3 separate regions of the Homo sapiens genome follow, and regions 2 and 3 are each linked to region 1. The links are chromatin contacts, found by Hi-C in ENCODE. All regions are on one chromosome and are shown on one strand. Each heading gives the region's core, a stretch centred on a gene start or an enhancer-like site at or near the end of the contact. The rest is flanking DNA. Distances are from core to core; before and after follow the strand shown.

What was found. Hi-C counts contacts between places; a loop is a spot of excess contacts on that map. Pooled maps may share reads with other maps.
Region 2: a map of ascending aorta shows a loop between it and region 1 (14-fold over the local background). The contact joins the promoter of SLFN12 here to the promoter of CCL2 in region 1. A Hi-C loop is called at or near these places in 2 of 168 maps with a recorded cell type or tissue (ascending aorta and endothelial cell of umbilical vein) and 7 of 50 pooled maps.
Region 3: a loop to region 1 is called in a map of endothelial cell of umbilical vein, with 5 times the contacts of the local background. The contact joins the promoter of SLFN11 here to the promoter of CCL2 in region 1. A Hi-C loop is called at or near these places in 3 of 168 maps with a recorded cell type or tissue (IMR-90, cardiac septum and endothelial cell of umbilical vein) and 2 of 50 pooled maps.

What each region holds. Positions count from the first base shown.
Region 1 is chr17:34,253,090-34,257,789 of GRCh38, reverse strand. It overlaps CCL2 (C-C motif chemokine ligand 2), which reads right to left and starts at 2,505. Exons shown (of 3, transcript NM_002982.4): 1 at 2,365-2,505; 2 at 1,451-1,568; 3 at 587-1,068. The coding sequence starts at 2,440. The coding sequence ends at 963. RefSeq lists enhancers at 1,834-2,808, 2,809-3,783.
Region 2 is chr17:35,429,158-35,433,857 of GRCh38, reverse strand. SLFN12 (schlafen family member 12) reads left to right here and starts at 1,358. Exons shown (of 4, transcript NM_018042.5): 1 at 1,358-1,670. RefSeq lists enhancers at 1-186, 1,007-1,226, 155-1,354, 723-1,448.
Region 3 is chr17:35,371,147-35,375,846 of GRCh38, reverse strand. SLFN11 (schlafen family member 11) reads left to right here and starts at 2,226. Exons shown (of 7, transcript NM_001376007.1): 1 at 2,226-2,373. LOC105371933 (a long non-coding RNA gene) reads right to left here and starts at 2,750. Exons shown (of 2, transcript NR_171638.1): 1 at 2,620-2,750; 2 at 992-1,935. It also overlaps the pseudogene UFM1P2. RefSeq lists enhancers at 1,299-1,398, 2,069-2,118, 2,209-2,258.

The DNA.
Region 1 (4,700 bases), core at 1,256-3,755:
CCAGGTATTTGCTCCCACTCTTCCTTCTCCTTTCTTAATGATCCTATAATTTTCCTAGAAAAGCCTTCTTCATTCATAAATAATAAGTTCAGGTCTCATCATCTCTATGAAACTTCAATCTAATCATCTTATCTATGGTGATTAACTCTTTCCTTATTTCCTAATACTGGCAGTGTCTGTATTACTCCAGGTTGGGGTATTAATTGGAGAGGTACAGATTGGGGGGTGGGTAGCCCAGTTAGGGGGCAGTTGCAATATGTTAAGGGAAGAATTGCATGCAGGGGTCAGGGTCTGTGAGAAAAGGAATGGGGGTTGGGCTCTTGCTAAATGGGTGACCAGGGTCATTGGACTCTGGGCTGCTTATGTTGAAGACTGGAAGGGTGGTGCTTTAATGCCTAACTGGCCTGCCATAAAGATTCTTCTACGGAGACTCAGAGGAGACCACCCAGTGGAGAAGACCGGGGCCAATCCACTTTCCCATTCCTTCAAAATGTAAGCCCCACCCTCTGAAATCATGTTCCTTTGTCACCACCAAGCTCATACTCTCAGCTTTGTAATTTCCTTCAAGAAAACACTGGAAGTCAGGTTTTGTACAAAAATATATTTATTTGGTGTAATAGTTACAAAATATTCATTTCCACAATAATATTTTAGCAATGCATTGGAATGTTAAAAAAAATTCTTTGTATTAATGATTCTTGCAAAGACCCTCAAAACATCCCAGGGGTAGAACTGTGGTTCAAGAGGAAAAGCAATTTCCCCAAGTCTCTGTATCTAAAAAACACTAGTACCATGAAAGATAAACTTAAAACATCAATAACTTAAATAAGAATTAACATTACTTAAGGCATAATGTTTCACATCAACAAACAAAATTCATTATAATAAAATAAAACAGGGTGTCTGGGGAAAGCTAGGGGAAAATAAGTTAGCTGCAGATTCTTGGGTTGTGGAGTGAGTGTTCAAGTCTTCGGAGTTTGGGTTTGCTTGTCCAGGTGGTCCATGGAATCCTGAACCCACTTCTGCTTGGGGTCAGCACAGATCTCCTTGGCCACAATGGTCTTGAAGCTGTGGGGAGGGAGGACAGAGTTAGATGAAGTTCCTTTGCAGTTTTGGTCTAGAAGTGCAGCCCATTCTGCACCAAAGGGCTGCCATGGGAGCTAGAGGAGGAACGCAGGTGGAAGGAGGGAACCCAGGGCAAACTGCTCCTATAGGTGTCCAGGTGGAGCCATCCTGACTTCAAGCTAAAGAAATTGGGGTGTTCTGAATAGGCACCCAGGTGGAGAGTGATGTTGGGGTTCACTTTTTCCCTTGGTGCCTCAGTTTTCCCATTGGGAACCTTTGTACATTAAGTTAAATAGTGCACTCTCTGACTCTAGGTTTATGAGGCTTGTCCCTTGCTCCACAAGGAAGAACTTCAGGCCAGGGAAGGTTGGTGTGCTGAACTCACATCACAGCTTCTTTGGGACACTTGCTGCTGGTGATTCTTCTATAGCTCGCGAGCCTCTGCACTGAGATCTTCCTATTGGTGAAGTTATAACAGCAGGTGACTGGGGCATTGATTGCATCTGGAAAATAAACCACAAAGAAAAAGCATTTTAGGATGAACTGGATTATTCTGATCTTAAGAGCAGAAAAGAGTCATGAGGAAAAAGCAAAAGGCAGGCAGGAGAAGACAAAGAGCTCATTAAATCCCAGTGCTTCTGCCTATACCTCAGAGCTAGAATGTGATCTTTGACCCAATGACTCAGTTTCCTATGCTGTAAAATGGGTATATAACATTGATAATGGACAGAGAGAAGGAGGAGCTGTTAAAGCTAGATAATGCCTACAAGTGTCATTAAGACGGACCAATAATCCAGATGATCAGCACCAGGGAAGATCAGCTGGGGAGCCCCACTATGAGCCTCCTTTTAGACTCTGAATAGGCTATGCCTGGTCATGAGTTTCCCTGATACTCATTACCTCTGCAGAGTCACCGTCTCTGGAAGCTAAGGTGAATGAAGCACAGACCAGATTCTGGGTCTCCAGCGTGTCTGGAAACAGCCTACACACCCACCCTCTCTTTGATTACCCTGATCCCCAAACTCTGCTGGAAGCAGCTGGGGGAGTAACTGCGCTGAGTGTGTTCCCAGAGCTGGAATCCTGGAAGGAGCTGGATTTGGGGTTCACAGCTGGAATTCTAGTTCAGGCTCTGCCGAGCAGCAGCTGTGTGGTTGGGCTCACCCCTTGTCCTTTTCTGAGTCACCTTATCTTGGAAAAGTAGCGTTAAAGCAAGACTGTGGGTACCACGTCTGCTTGGATGGTCCATGATAACTCAGAGAGAAGACAATGTGGTTCAAGGAGAAGAAGAGGGGGCCTTACCTGGCTGAGCGAGCCCTTGGGGAATGAAGGTGGCTGCTATGAGCAGCAGGCACAGAAGGGCGGCAGAGACTTTCATGCTGGAGGCGAGAGTGCGAGCTTCAGTTTGAGAATTGGATGTTTCTGGGTTAGTCTCAGCCTCTCGGTTCCTCTGGCTGCTGTCTCTGCCTCTTATTGAAAGCGGGCAGAGGGAGAGAGGGCGGAGTCAAGCAGGAGGAGGGATCTTCCATGAGTGATAAGTGGGCTGTTAAATCTGCTGAGCAAATGCAGCATCCTGTGGATTTCCAGGAAGTAGGAAAGGGAAGCAGGGGGTCAGGACGAGACACTTTTTCCATTCACTGCTGAGACCAAATGAGCAAATGGGGAGGATGGGGTGCCATTAAGCCCAGACTGACCACAGATGTGAACTAAGAGGGTTATTTTTAAGGATTCTGCTTTCTCTGAAGCGAAAACTGCAGAAAAGGAAGGAAGCGAGGAAACTAGATGAAAGCATGTCAGGCTCGCTGCCAGCTTACCTTCAGGCCACATTCCAAGGGGCCTCCCAGCCAGGAAGGAGCTCTCAAGCTTTGGCCGGCTCCCTGACAATGCATTAAATCCATTTGCTCATTCAAATGCAGAATAGTAGCATCATAGAAGCCTAGCAGAACTGTAGGATTGTGTAAACATTGAACTGAATTCTAAGAGTTCTAGGGTTTCAGACTTGGACAAAGGCATAGACAGCATGTAGTGCTGCAGAAGAAATGCCAGTGTCATACTCACAGAGTGCTTACTCTGCCAGGAATATTCTCAGACCTTTACAAATATTAACTCTGTAAATTCCCCAACTTTATCTAGTAGGGATTGCTAATTTTCATGTTATAGATCAGGCAACTGAGGCACAGAAGGGTTAAATAGCCTGCTCAAGGTCCCCTCGAGCACAGAACCCAGGCAGCCCTGTCCCCAGTGGGCTGCCACCTCTCTGACATACTGCTGGAAGGAAACGTGTACAAGTCCTCCAACTAGTTGCCTGCTTGGGTCCTCTCTCTGTCCTCAGCATCTTCCAAATGGGCAGACAGCTAAAGGAGAATCTAGAAACATTCCTCATGGCTAAGTCATTATGAGTTAGGAGGCTGTTGCTAGCATAGCAGGCAGCAGTGGACAAGAAGTTCATCCCTGGTTATGGCAGCTATTCTCCTGGCTTCCTTCTTAATTTCCAAGGGACATGAGTAAGCAGTGGAGGAGTATTTCGGGAATTGGAAAGCCTGACTTCATTCCTCAGTTGTGCCTTAGATTTCCTCAGAAACTACAGAAGCACACTGATAAAAACCCAAAGACCTTAGAATTCATTTCAGTGAACTGTTGTCTCTTACAAATATGATAGGAGTACTTGAGGCATGTTAATGGCTGGGCTGAGTTTAAAATTCTGATCTCTCGATTCTCCTAGCCCACTGCCTCCTCCTTCTGAGCCTTGCGGTGCCCTTGCCCAATGGGCATACAAAGACTAGTGACTTCTTTCATAAAGGGTCACTGAGGCAATGTCTATAAATGCATGGGGTTTCTTGAAAGAAAACACTTTTCACTACACTTGTAAAAAGAAACGGGTTGTATTCAACAAATGACTGTTTTATTTCTAGTAAGTGGTCAGTAATGGCATTGTTGAGTGCATTCAGGGAGTCAGGTATGGTGCTGACATACTTTCCAGCGCTGCCTGCCCAGTCCTCCAACCAACCCAGCTTTCGTTAGGTTAAAACTGAAGTTATTTGTCCAGTAACTCAGACAGAATAGTAGATGTGCTGAGACTCCCACCCAGGATGTTTCCATTCCAGAATCTCTTCTTCCTGGGACTAGACTTGATGTCTCATGATGGATATTGGTTTCCTGGAGAATCCCAGAGCAGAGACTCTATGGAGTGGCCATTTCAGACTCTGGTGGAATTACAAAAAGCAGGATGAAGAGAGAACAAATCAACTCGAGCCCTGCTTTGCTTGTGCCTCTTGAGGAGCCTTATTCTTGTTCTGCCTGAATCTCACTAGTTACTCCTTTTCTCCCCAACCAGTGTTGAAACTTCTCTGTGTTTGTCTCAGTCCTCTGCTCATGCCTCAATCCATTCTTATCCAATGAATAAAATGTTTCCAGGACTAGAGACTGTGCAACTTTGTGTAGGAATTTCTTCCTAGGCCATCTCACCTCATCTTCCAAGAAGTTTTCCTCATATCAGGGGAAACCTCTCTCTAATCAGTTAGTGCATCCTTTACCATGAACTTGGTGGACCGCATTCAATTTCCCTTTATAATCCAGTCATGCTTCGGGTTTTCTCTAGGTTAACAAGCTGAAAGATGCTGAGATCTTTAAATAAGTCT
Region 2 (4,700 bases), core at 109-2,608, 1.2 Mb before region 1:
TTTTAGAATAGGCAGTAGGCAGTTAATGCAGTCCAGAGTGGGGTAGGTGGAGCTTGCGGAGAAGGAGCAACTCAGACTTGCACATTCCCCTGTGATGAGTCATCGTGGCCTGTGTGCATTTCAAAAGCTATGTACTGAGACACCAATTCTTAGACAAGTTAGCAGGAAAAACATGTATTACCATAATTATCATAATAAGGGGGCTAAAGGAAAGCAAAGTGGCAGGAGGACTGTATCCGGCCAGACTAGCCTTTGGAGCATCCCAATAAAGGAATCTCCCAAATGGCCCCAAGATGCTCCCTACACTGCCAGGGGTAGGTATTTGAATCTGTCTGTCCTGGAGCAATCCGCTCCTTGCACCTTTGTCCTCTCCTGTCCATCCACAGCTGCCCTGGCCTGGTTCCTGGGGGCAACCGTGCTTTTAAGCAAGGGGGCAGCAGTGCTGCTCTGGGAATGCGAGTACAGCTGGAAAGGTTGAGTCACCCCTTTAGGGGCATGGTAAGAATGCCTGGTATTTCTTCAATTTTGATGAACCAAAATAGTGACAATTGCCCAAAGGCGCAGAGTCGATAATAAAGAGTGCGGACACTTCCGGAGCGCCAGCTGCCCAATAGAAATGCAGGCCACGCTGGGGAAGTGTGGAGCCGCAGCCCAGGATGGGGAGGGCCGGAAAACAGAAAAGGATTCGCGTTCTTTTTACTCTGTGGAGAGTGAGCCCGCGGACTGTAGCCTGGGCCTCGCCAAGTTCCTTTGTTCTTTGTTTTCTTTAAATTACCTTTTTTCTTTTTGTCTTAAAAAATACACATGGGTGAAAAAGAAACGAGAGCTCCCTAGAGATCACTCAGAGCTGTTTTCGTGGGTTTTTAACTTCCAGTTGCTCAAGGGTCCACGCTGGCATCTGGGGTGTGCTCGCACCTGCGAAGAATCCAGCTTCTAGGGAGCACCGCGAGCTGGTAAGTTGGTCCTGCTCCATCGCTAAACCTTCCAGCCTTAGTTTTTCATTTCTGGGGAGTCTGCTGGCTCGGGAGGAGGTGGGGCACTGGTAACACAACCCCACCACTCCCGGGAAGATCCCCGCACCCCCATCCCGGTCTGCTTTCTCTCCCTTCTGAAGCAGGAGAATAAGGGTCTGGAGGAAAATCCCAACTTTCCACAAACTTCCTTTGTAGCCCCTCCTTTTCTACATGGCAGATGAAAAACTGAAAATACCTCTGATTGGTCCCCTCCCGCAACCAATCAGACTGGTCTCCAGGGCCAAGTCTTCATGTGCATAGGAATGTAACTTTGTAACTTCGCTTTCTGCGTCCAATCAGATGTTTTCATAGGGCATAACTTTGTAACTTCACTTCAGCCTCCCATTGATCGCTTTCTGCAACCATTCAGACTGATCTCGGGCTCCTATTTCATTTACATTGTGTGCACACCAAGTAACCAGTGGGAAAACTTTAGAGGGTACTTAAACCCCAGAAAATTCTGAAACCGGGCTCTTGAGCCGCTATCCTCGGGCCTGCTCCCACCCTGTGGAGTGCACTTTCGTTTTCAATAAATCTCTGCTTTTGTTGCTTCATTCTTTCCTTGCTTTGTTTGTGTGTTTGTCCAGTTCTTTGTTCAACACGCCAAGAACCTGGACACTCTTCACTGGTAACATATTTTGGCAAGCCAACCAGGAGGTAAGCCCAAAGTCTGGGATTTATTTTTCTCCTTTCCCTTTTCCTTTCTGCTCCATACAGGTAAATCTCTCTCTTTCTCTTTTCCTTTCCAACGTGGGATCCTTGGTGGGTAGCGCCTAGACACGGAGGCGACTGCAGGTTTCTGGCCGGGGGCTACTCTCCAGTGCTGCCTTGAAGGCCAAGGAGTGAATGGGGATAGTTGCCCTGCCCAGAAGCGGGAAGGGCTCTTTTCTGTCTTTTCTGGTTGTGGTCCCTGATCCCTATGTGTGACGCAGCTTCTCCAGGGCGAACTCACACGTGTTTCAGGTGACTTAAACCTTCTTTCCTTATGTTAAATTCTTCCCTTCCCCTACTCTACTGGCTAAGGTTAAAAGAAACCCACCTAGCCTCCATTTCATATCATTAAAGTTCATGACTATCACTCTAGTGGAATGGGAACCATGGGAAAGCATGGCCTTATCAAATTATAAGGATGCTAGAAGTCAAGGCCTTCATCCAGAGACAAAAGGAAAGCTCACAGTAGGCCATCCCCTCTGGAGGGAAAACATGTAAAGTGGCACTGGTGACCACCTAAGGTCAGAGACGTCTGACGCTCTAAGATTGGACCCTAAAGGGGGATGCTCTGGAGGATCCTTTGGACCTCAGCCTCTCCAAGGGGGTTCCTTTGGTAGAGGTTCTTAGGCCTAGTACTAAGCCCTCCTTAGAATTTTCTCTTCCGGTTGCAGTAGTGTTTGGCCTCAATATTGTTTGGAATCTGGAGTTTGCTGTTGAATGGTAAAGTGGGATGGAGTTGCATGTATGCAGGCTCTTGTGCTGCTGTTCTAAGCAGGGTTGTGTCGGGTTAAAGTGTGATGTTCTCCTTTGGTGCTGTTTGGCCTCAGCGTTCTTTGAAGTGCGAGGAAGTTTGACCTTTAAAAATCAAACTGCCATGGAAACCGCTGACTTATAAATTGCTAAAGTTGTTTATAACCAATGTTTGGTTTCTCAAATCCATATTCCTGGGAAGACAATCAAAGCTTCAGGTACATTTGGCTACCCGATGGGCCATTTAAACATTTACAAAGGGATTTTATTCAATGTCACTTTCAATGCATGTTTTCTTGTTGTATAAAAGCTTTTCCCATGATTATGCTACAGTGTATTTTCACCAGGTAAAGAAAGCTTTTTATGGTTCACTGAGAACAATCAACCCCTTCACAACCTAGAACCCATAGGATAGATGTTCTCAGAACATCTACTGTAAAGGCCATAGTTACACAACAGACTTTAAATTCTTTTGTGAAAGTTATGATAGAATTGGCTGAACAGAGAAGTATCTGTGCAGCTGCTGGCACTTAGAGTCTATGGAGAAATACATTAAATGAAGATTAAGAGATTCAGTTGTAGGGGATTAATGAGGAGATTGTTTACTTAAGTTGGTAGATTCTTTATTTAGTTCATTATTTGATCTATTTAATTTTAACTGGTTTGGTTTATGGGAACCCTGGGCAAGGAGCATCCTCCAAACTCTTGGTATTATCCTCCCAATAGTCATCATAATAATAGGCTCCCTGGTGCACTGTATTCTCTCAAAGGTTTTCGATGTTTGCATGCAGCCATCTCTAGAATGTCAAATGGTCTCTCTTCAACTGGAATGATGAGAAGTGAAACAAATATGCGACCATGAGGACACTGTAACCTATGGATGGTGTGCTGAGACTGGAAACCCAAAATGATGGTAACTGAGAGCGGCGCTAAGGCCTTACGTTTTGGTTACATTCTCACCTAAGTGAGAACCTGAACAAAAAGGGGGAATTTTAAAAAACAAAATTGTGAAAGGCCAGTGTTTTGGACTGAGCTCATGGCCCCAACAGACCAAACCAAACCAAAATGGAGTTGCTCATTCTAAGACTTTAAGGAAACACATAGATCCTAGAACAGACCAAGTTTTTGTTTTTCTCCTGCAAACAGAATGTTTCAGTGAGCAGGACACCCTCCACCGGTAACACTTTCCTGTCTCTGTAGCAACTTCTAATAAACTGCAGGCTGTTGAGGACTTCAGAATGGTGGACTTGGAAGCTATAGGTCGGGTGGAACTTTTGCTCCTGCATGGGCTGGGGAGCAGCCCAGAAAATTTAAAGCATTACCAGAAAATTTAAAGAGCTGTGGGGCCAGTGAGCCAGGGATCTGCAGTGTTCAAGCAGAGCTAGAGAGGCAGGGAGGGCAGAGTGCTCTATGGTCAGGCCAGGCTTGGTGGGTGTCCAGACCTCCCAGGGTTATCCATCCTCCTGGAGTCCTGAACATGCAGGGAGTTGGGGAATAGGTTCTTTAGGTGAAATGCGACCAGGCACTGATGAACTGCATTGCTAGATCCTAAAAGAAAAACCAAGCACCCTCATGCCCTGCTGGTTTATTATCTAGAAGGCGGGAAGGATGAGAGCAGTGCTGTCCTGAACTAAATGCAAAGTGACATCCTAGGAGGGCAAAGAGTGTTGCATGATTTTTGTTTCCCAGGAGGTAGCTCTTACAACTTCTGTCCCACCCTGTGGGCAGTTCCTACTAACCTGCTGTTCTGACATAACTCTAAGGAGATCTGAATGCTGTCTCCTTTCCCATTAAAGATAGCCAACAACAAAGCCTAAATAGTGAGTTCAGGTCTGATAGAATTTCCCCTATAGTCAAAAGTATAAAGGATTTCAGTGGAAACATCTAACCTGTAAACCTAGACCCAAGGTTTAAGGGAGGCCAGTAAGTTTTAGGCCCTAGGGATTTGGTAAGCTCAATCCCCAGCTCATTTTTTAAGGGTTTTGTCCCAGATGTATGCTTGAAGGCAGTGATTTTCAACTATGGAAAGTTTTACACAGCTGCAGATGTTGGACTGGGGTGACCGGGATCCCAGGCTAGTTCACAAGCGCTGGGTCCTCTATAAGGTGGCTCAACTGCAGCTCCCATGGGTTCCAAGTTTCTCAGTGGTATGAGCACCCTCCTTAATCAATCTGAGGGTGAGATGTGATTTCTGTCCCCTTCTGTGTATGGTGGGTTAGGCAAAAA
Region 3 (4,700 bases), core at 977-3,476, 1.1 Mb before region 1:
GTGTGCCATTGGTAGTTGTTTATGAAGTTACCAGATATTCATATATGTGACAAATGAACAGCAGGATTATGAATTATCAAAGGAAAAGACATTTGCTGAGGTGAAAAACTCTGGTGTTTGAGGAAGTTTTTATTTTTATAAAATAAAAATATTTTAAAATTTTAAAATCTTATAAATAAAATCTTTAAAATATTATAAAATAAAAATATTTAAAATATTTTATTTTAAAATCTGATGTTCAAACGCCCGTTTCTTACAATAACTATTGAGCCTCAGTTAACCAGAAATTTGTGAACATCCATTTCCTGACTTTTTGCTTTAAATTTTTTCTCCACTGTTTCTAGCACAAAAGTTTGCCTGCTGTGTTGCAGAAATAAATTTATGTTGTCCTCTGCCATAAAGTGATATATTTAATATTTTTATTCTTTGTTTTTGAAAATTATATTGTAAGTTCCTAAAAACATTTTATTAAACAATTAGACATTTTGTTATTAAATAAATGTGATCTGTAATTTCTTTGTGCAGAATGATTTGAAGTATTGTATTTAGTTTACATGCATTGTGGGTTCATAATTAATATCCAATGAAAATACATTTTGTTATATTGTAAAAAAAGAATAATTTTAACAGTAAAAAAGAGATTTTTTATATTTATCTGCATATTTACTATCTTCTGTGCTCTTCATTCTTTTTTGTAGATCTGAGTTTCATTCAGGTATCATTTTCCTTCCAGCTAAAGAACTTCCTTTAATATTTTTTCATAAGAAAGATCGGCTGGTGACAAATTCCCTCAGATTTTCAGATTTCCTTTTTTTTTTTTTTTGTCTGAAGTCATTACTTTGCCTCCATTTAGGTAGGCCTTTTTTGTGGTTGTTATAGGATTCTAGGTTGACAATCTTTTAGCACGTTATAGATGCATGGTTCTGGATTTGGTACAGGTTTGCACAGACTCTCTGTAAACATGTTAAAGAAAAATGGAGAAGCTGCAACATGAGAATACGAAGATTTACTGAAATGAAAAGGTGGTCATTGAAAGAAAGTGGGTTATGAAACAGCATGAACATTATGACCTCATTTTAACAAACGTGCGTAACATACACATAAGTGTAATATGTATGTACATGTATCCATACACACATTGTATATGTATAATGAAATCCGTTTTATTTTCTTACTTTCGCTTTCACTGGAGCCTGTATTAATCAGTGCGGCATTAACCGCTGCTCCCACCCTCGGGCCACTCCGCATCAGTGAGAAGTGGGCCTCCGACAGAGCCGCCCGGGCCTAGGGTTCCGCAAGGCTGGCAGCACGGAGCCCGGCCAAGGGCGAGCGCTCCGCCAAGGATGGGGAGTTGGCCAAAGACAGGAGGATTACAAAATCCAAACACTCGGACAGAATCCTGGCGGGTGCTAAAGACTGCAGCGGGGCAGAAAAGCAGAACGCTGGCAGGTTTTTTTCATATCACTAGCAGCGTGACGGTTACCGGGGTTGACCAAGCACAGCGCACCGGCCGCCGTTAAATCCCACTCTGGCTCGGGGTCTGCGGAGCCTGCCTCAGCCGCAGGCTCCATAAACCCAGCCAGGAACCAAGCGCGGCCCAATCTGCACATCTGCCGCATTTTGGCAAGGGGTCCGGGGTCTGGAACAGAAGCGGAGGCCCAAATTCTTGCCTCGGTCTCCAAGACCCACTTTCTGGGGCGATGGAGAGAGAAGCCCAGCTTGGGATCTGGGCAAGTCGAGCGGGTTGGAAGGGGAAAGCTCTGGCGAGAGCTCAGCTGGACTCTCCGAGGGGTATCTGGAAGGTGGGACCGCAGGCACCGGGAGAGAAGAGGGTGCGAGGAAGGAAACGGCCACCCCGTTGGGAGCGCAGGAGCCGACAGCTGCTTGGGCCTGGGAAGTTCTTCTCTTTCTTCATAATCTTTATTCTTTGTTTTGCTGTAATCCAGATAGATGAATAGATAGATGATAGGGAGGGAGAGATGGATGGAGGGAGCGAGGAGACGGAGGAAGGGTGGGAAGAAGGGGGAGGAAAAAATCCCCAAATTCCCGGAAACTAAGAACTACGTGGCAACAGTCAGAAGGGTGGGAGCTTCTAGGCAATTTAACGCGGCAGAGTTCGCGGGCTTAGCAGACCCGCCCATTGGCTCTTGCATCTCCTGCGTGGGATGTGCGTGGGATGGCGCCAACCCGCTAGTATATAAGGACTCGACCTGGGCGCCTCCAGGGAAACGCTAAGGGGGCTTCGGAAGCGCTGGAGCTTGAGAGGTCAGAGAGGGTCCTTGCCCCCAGCCTGGGACTCCGGAGTTGCGTTTCTACCCGTGCTTCAGGGTCTAGCCCAGCCGAATCCGCGTCGGGCTGTAACTCGAGTGCCAGGTTCGAGAAGGGAGCAGCACCCTTCCCACCCCACCCCAGCCAGGGTGTGGGGTGTGGGGAGGGGCTGGAGGGGTGCGGAGGGGCTGGGGGTGGAGTGGAGTGGGGGTATCTGTGCTTTTCTCCCCTGTCCGGGGGCCCAGCTAGTTTGCTCAGCAGGTTCCCTAAAAAGCGGACTATGGAGGACTGGCGGGCGGGGCGGGGGTGGGTAATGGGGGTAGAAGGCATTAGGGGCGGGGCGGGCCTGACCTGTGCACCTGCTCCCGCTGGAAGTTGGAAGAGCCCCTGGCCAGCCAGCCGCGGTTTCTGCGGGGCGCGGAGCAGGAACCGAAGCCTAGAAGGCCACTGAGTGCACCTTGGTGGCTCCCAGGGCTGCAGATCTCAGGTTTCAGAGTTATTGGTATTTTAAACTTGAGAAACTAGTTCTACAGCTGTCTATGTGACCGACCAACCACTCTAAACTATTTTCCTTAATATAGAAACTAAAAGGCAGAATTAGAATTGCCATTGCCCTGCGGGGAGATTTATAATCTAGAGGGGGGAGAAATGAGAAAAATGTCTCCCTCTGGACAAGATCTGTAGAATACACGTGCTACCCCAGAAGGACAAAGAGCTCTAAGTTTTAGTTTTCCAAGAGGGCACATCTGTCGCAGCCCATTTCCCTTTCTTTTCTTTTTTTTTAAATTAATTTTTAATTTCTGTGGGTACATAGTAGATGTATATGTTTATGGGTTACATGAGATATTTTAAGACAGGCATGTAATGTTTAATAATCACATCACGGTAAATGGGGGTATCCATCGCCTCAAGCATTTATCCTTTGTGTTACCAACAATCCAATTATGCTCATTAGTTTTTATTTTATTTTATTTTATTTTTGTAGGTACATAGTGGATGTGTATATTTATGGGGTACATGAGATGTTTTGATACAGACATGCAATGTGAAATAAGCACACCATGGAGAATGGGGTATTCATCCCCTCAAGCATTTACCCTTTGAGTTGCAAACAATCCAGTTACATTCTTTAAGTTATTTAAAAACGTACAATTGTTATCATTGACTATAATAACTGTTGTGTTATCAAATAGTAGGTCTTATTCATTCTAATTTTTTTGTACCCATTAACTCTCCCCACCTCACCCCTTCCCTCCTACCACCCTTCCTCAGGTAGTCATCCTTCTGCTCTTAGAATACAATTGTTTTGATTTTTAGATGCCACAAATAAGTGAGAACATGTGATGTTTGTCTTTCTCTGCCTGGCTTATTTCATTTAACGTAATGATTTCAAGTTCCATTCGTGTTGTTGCAAGTGATTGGATCTCATTCTTTTCTATGGCTGAATAGTACTCCATTGTGTATATGCACATCATTTTCTTTATCCATTCATCTGCTGATGGACGCTTAGAGTGCTTCCAAATCTTAGCTATTTTAAACAGTGCTGCAGGAAACATAGGAGTGCAGATGTCTCTTGGATATACTGATTTCCTTTCTTTTGGGTCAATACTTAGGAGTAGAATTGCTGAATTGTGTGGTAGCTTTATTTTTAGTTTTCTGAGGAACTTCCAAACTGTTCTCCATAATAGTTGTACTAATTTACATTCCCACCAACACTGTTTGAGGGTTCCCTTTTCTTCACATCCTTGCCAGCGTTTGTTATTGCCCGTCTTTTGGATAAAAGCCATTTTAACTTGGATGAGATGGTATCTCATTGTAGTTTGGATTTGCATTTTTCTGATGATCAGTGATGTTGAGCACCTTTTCACATGCCTATTTGCCATTTGTCTTCTTTTGAGAAATGACTATTCAAATCTTTTGCCCATTTTTCAATAGGATTATTAGATTTTTTTCCCTATAGAGTTGTTGGAGCTCCTGATATGTTCTGGTTATTACTCCCTTGTTGGATGGTTAATTTGCAAATATTTCCTCCCATTTTGTGGGTTGTCTTTTCACTTTGTTGATTGCGTTCTTTGCTGTGCAGAAGCTTTTTAACTTGATGTGATCCCATTTGTCCATTTTTGCTTTAGTTGCCTGTGCTTGTGGGGTATTGCTCAATGAATTTTTGCTCAGATCAATGTCCTGGAGATCTTACCCAATGTTTACTTGTAGTAGTTTCACAGTGTGAAGTCTTAGATTTGAGTCTTTAACCCATTTTCGTTTGATTTTTATATGTGACAAGAGTTAGGAGTCTAGTTTCATTGTTCTGCGGATAGATATCCAGTTTTCCCAGTGCCATTTATTGAAGAGAATGTCTTTTCCCTAGTGTATGTTCTTGGCATCTTTGTGAAAAATGAGTTCACTTTAGGTGTGTGTATTTGTGTCTGGGTTCT